2 separate regions of the Homo sapiens genome follow, and region 2 is linked to region 1. Evidence: chromatin loops called from intact Hi-C (ENCODE). Cell type or tissue: heart left ventricle. All regions are shown on one strand.

Region 1 (2,500 bases):
CAAGAACATAGTCTAGGTTGTCAACCCTAAATTTGAGACAAAGAGCTCATATGGACTAAGGAAGACAGGAAAAGGTGCCAGTTGACCATGTGGACAAGGCACGTTAATAGATCTAAACACATTAATAGAAGTAATCTCATCCTTTAGATAGTCTAGGAATTAATACTCAGTGAGGATTCAGAGATAGTTCTGAGATTGGAAGTGAACTATAGAGGCCCTGAAGGGCAAAACATAAATACTCTTAGCCAAGGTATCTTTCAAGCGAAAGTATGCTTGCAGCTGCTGAACCATGAGTCTATCCAAGAAGGAGGACAAGCAATGGCAGAAGAGCTCCAGGTGTCATCAAGTGGGAAGCTGTGGAGGTGCTGCAGCAGCAGATATTGGGAGCCCAGCTGCGGGAAAGCTGGGGGCTCAGGAAGCTAAGACGAGGCCAATGGGTCATGCTAGAGTCCATAGCTGAAATCAAGTGCTGAATGGGTCCCATGACCCAAAAAAGGTTAAGAATTTTACCTAAAAAAATGTATAAAATATTTGATTTTTTTTATAATTCCATCACCACTCTTAGCAGTTTTCTTTTTAAGGCAATGTTTTGAAAAGAAACAGAAAATCCTTGCAAACGTCCAACTGCAAGGAATATGTGGCCCCAGCAGCTGTGCTCTAAGATCCATTGCCATGTTTGTGCCGAGGTTGGGCTTCCCATTGGCTGCTTTGCATGGGGCAGGGATGCGGAGGCAGGCTCTTTATTGGGGGACAGAAGACTGTGCTGACCATGACTCTGGCTTGAGGACCCATGGCCTTTCCGAACCTTCCTTAGACTGCACAGTGGCCTAGGGCACTTTCACACAACCCTCCCTCCCTCTTTCCTTGTCTATGTTGCAACTGCATCCCAGTCCCGTGGCCTCACCCTGCTCACTCTCCATTTCCTCTCACAAGGCTGTTCCCCTAATAAAATCCTTACATGTTTATTCATGTCTTTTCATCTGCTTCTCAGATGACCTGCACTAACAAAAGAACCAAACTTCGAATGCTTCATAAAAGTTGCCGAGCTGTGAACAACAATTAAAAAAAAAAAAAAAAACAGAGAACTTGGAAACCACACTGTGTGCTCTGCCGTCACTTGTTCACTGCCCCTCCGTTTCCAAACTCAAAGCCACAGGATGTAGATTCAAGGCTTCTAAATCAAGATTATAGGTTACTGTACATCTCAGACTGTATACTTAATTTGAAACCTTTAACAATCTCATGTAAGTGAATTTGAAATCTCCTCATGTTATGAGATCCATTCCACTGAGCATCTAAAGTACTCTGGGCATCTAAAACCACATTGTAGTCTAGAGAGGCCAGGGCCCTCATGCCTCCAGGCCATTCTACGTGCCTTTCCTGGATGCCCTTCCCTGCCATTTCTTCCTAGTGAATTTCTACTTGTTCTTCAAAACAAAGCTCAAAGTTCACCTTATCTAGGAGACCCTCTCTCATTCCCCCAGCTAAATTACCTTCTTGTCTCCTGTGCTTCTTTAGGGATTTGTACCTAACTTTACTGAAATACCTATCAAGTAGAGTTTTTTTTCAGGTGCCGGTAATTTAATAAGTAACTAGAAGTGCCTGAAGCAAGAGGAGATTATTATCACTACTACCTCACAGAACAAGAATTCTGGAGAAAGTTGGTAGCACGGTTAGTTCAGTTCTACATTGTTATCAAGGACGATCTCCTTTCTATCTGTCCATCAACCATCCCCAACGAGTTAGAAAATTGCTCCTCAAGCTCCAACCACCATCACCTCAAAACCACTCTCAAAAGCAGGAAGAGAAGGAGCGATATCCTACCCACTTGTCTCCATTTTTGATTAGTGGAAAGGATTTCCTTTCCAGGTATGCTTTTCCAGAAGAGTCTAACTTTTGTCTCACTGGCCAGGAAGAAGGCCACATGGCCATTCCAGCCAATCATGGTAAAGGGGAACAGGATTACCTAAGTGGCTTTAACCAATCATAATGCATCCCTGAATAATGAGGCCTACCTTCTTTGGGCATCTTGCTGCTTTATTTATTTATTTATTTTTAAATCAGGGCCCAGTTAGCCAGGAAGACAGAAAGAGTGACTGTTGAACAGAGAACCAATGGTGTCTGCCTCATCCCTGACTTGGAATTGCCAGGTTACTGCCTCTCTTTGCCACCACAGCTCTACAGTTCTTGGAGGGCAGGAGCCTTGTCTTATTCATCTTTACATCATCCATAACTGGCCCGTAGTAGCATTCAGTATGAGTTTTAACATTTGAAACATTCATTTGTCTGAATACAAACAAATACAGTAAACATGGAAAACTACTAAAATGCTTAAAAATATGCTTACAAAATAAAACATTAGATAGATTCTGCAACGCCTCCCATGAAAGATTAATAGGAATGCTATCTTGATTGTAGACAGTATGAGAGTCGGTTGAAGAGGATAATTAACCAAGGTGAAATAACAACAAAAACATTCTGACTCAATAGCCTATAGTCA
Region 2 (2,500 bases), 2.0 Mb after region 1:
AAAAATCCTCTTTTTCTTTTTTACTTCTTCATCCAATGTTCAAAAGTTGAAATTTTTTTTAAAAAATAGATATGTCTGAATGAGAATATGAGACATTTTGGTCTAAGTCATGTGCAGCACTTCAAACATTTCATTTGTCTTCTCATAGAGGTCTGAGAGGTGAGCCACTGGATACTATTTAAGCATGCATTCTTCACATTCATAAATAACTGTCATTTGTGATTCTGTTATATCTATGTTGCTACCTATCATAGCCCCTGCCATTAGCCTGTAGAGTTACAAACAAGAGTGGTAAGGCAGAGAGATGTCAGAGAGATGTAATCTCATGACCGTTAAATCCATAAAAATTCCTGCAAGTAGCCTTAGCTTCTGGGGAGATCATCTGCTTGCTCTGAATTAAAAGCAGCATCGAGTAATTGAAGGATTTCCTTTGACTGTACCTCAGCTAGAAATTATTTAGTGTCAATAAAAAATTTTGTTCTGGTAAGTTTTCAGCATGATTCTAAAGCAATTCAGTAGCACAGCCGTCATTTCAAAACAATGTAATGGAATTCAATGAATGCTCTTCAGCACAGACTACATTATCACAATTAATGCATATATACAAAATAGAAGTAAATTATCTAAACAGTAGGCTATGACACTCCTGCCTTTGAGGAAAAAGATATATGAAAGTTAAATATCATTTCAAGACTTATGTCATAAAGTCCCTACAGTGGAATAAATTTGCTTTCTTCTGTTGAGGGCCATTGAATGCAATATTTATGGCTTTTTTTCTTAATATACCTTAGTAGTTATCAGGTGAATCCTTTAGTGATCAAAATTTTACTGCCCAAAGTTCTGTTAACATTCACCAAAATTTTATTTCACCGTTTACCTACATAATAGAATTAGTCTAGTTGGGAACACATGGGGTAAAAAGGTCCAATATTTAAAGCAATACTCCACCTTGTGGTAGAGTATGAAAAATGCATAGAAATTCCTTCAACAACAAATAAATGATTACAAATCTATTGACTCTGAAATAGAAGCTTTTCCTTGACTTTCTCTCTTTGAAGAAATACCAGAAAATGTATTGATTTTTAAATAATGACTTCTCAACTATTGACTACTCAAGAGCAAAATTTCACCTAATTTGAAGAAAAAAAAACTTTGAGAAGAACAAAACACTGATACTAGGTAATATCATGGACTAATTTTAATATGCATATTTTGATTAAAAATACATTTTAAATTAAAAACACAAGTGCTGGGTTAGTTTTCTCTAAGGAAAACCAAGGCATAGACTAGAAGAAATCTTAGAAAATTTCAAATTAAAAACTAAATGTATATGTATATATCATATAATATAAATAATTTTATACACCATAAGGAAAAACGTACTTGATAACAATGGTATTATGTTTACAGTGAAAAGAAATCCAATATTTAAAAGAAAAGTGGAAGAAAAAGTTATTCTGGAAATGTTGATAGCCATTACCATTTTAAAATCTGATATTAATCATTTTTAATTTAATAGTAAAAATATCTAGAAGTTTTAAGGGTGTTTTTATAAATATCAATTATTATTTTGTTTTGTTTTTTCTTTTTTAAGGAATACAATCTCTAACATAAATATATACTGCATAAACAAATTTTTCTTGGATGCTAGACTAAAGAAAGAATACCTGTTAAGAGAGCTGAGTTTTCTTTCAGGGAAAAAAATTAAATCTGTGGGTTGTAGAAGTTATTGGTTTCAAATTATTGCCATTAATTGTGGGCCAACAACTACTGCCAGCCACTGACTGATTCCTTTTCTTATACTATTTCTAGAACTTTAACATCCCTACAAGACAAATATTATTGTCCCCATTTGAGAGATGAGAAAACAGAGGTTCAGAATTAAGTAATCCACCCAAAGGTTTGAACCTAATTCTGCCAAGGCTCACACCCATGCACTCCTTCATGCAATCTTTCCATTTGCATAGCAAGGACAAAGTGTCTTATTTACAAAACTAAGCGAATTTTAAAAATTATCTGAGAAGGACTAATTTTTTTAACAAACAAATGAGAAATAACATTTTAAATGAATGATTAAGCTGATATTGCTGTTATTAATGAAGTTTTAAAAACACTTGGACTATGTATGTATATATGTAAATGTCTGAGTCCAACAATGAGTCTAACAGTGCAAGAATTAAAAGGTAAGCTTTATCTTAGGTCAGTATAAATTAGCCTTGTAAAAAATATTAAGTCTGATTTTAAATGTCGTAATAAAAACCAAGATGAACAAATTGAGTAAGATCCAGTGGGAGTCTCCTGGGCTAAAAATACTTCGTTATTACACCCTGACTTACCTGACAAGTACTTGCTTAACCTAAATGGACTATCTTGAAAACCCCTTAGAGGAAAAGCTGAAGGGTAGAAAATAACTTTACTTAATGGATCGTTTAATGACATATTTATCGAAATTTTCAAACATGTCTGAAAGATGTGATATGGAATGTAGAATATCTCCTTT

Evidence for each region. A loop is a pair of places that touch in the nucleus more often than their neighbours do. Peaks named below come from ENCODE experiments on the same cell type or tissue, not always from the same donor. Only the 100,000 strongest peaks of a DNase experiment are listed, where the experiment ranks them.
Region 2: a loop joins it to region 1, with 5 times the contacts of the local background. A loop is called at or near these places in 16 of 110 quality-filtered maps.

Annotation. Positions count from the first base shown.
Region 1 is chr7:17,673,463-17,675,962 of GRCh38, forward strand. No RefSeq gene overlaps it. Among named protein-coding and RNA genes, the nearest start is that of LINC02889, 120 kb to the left of the region's middle. In heart left ventricle, no CTCF peak of the experiment used is centred here; no DNase peak of the experiment used is centred here.
Region 2 is chr7:19,664,666-19,667,165 of GRCh38, forward strand. The region is part of intron 4 of LOC105375180 (a long non-coding RNA gene); the gene reads left to right. Among named protein-coding and RNA genes, the nearest start is that of MIR3146, 40 kb to the right of the region's middle. In heart left ventricle, a CTCF peak has its summit at 968; no DNase peak of the experiment used is centred here.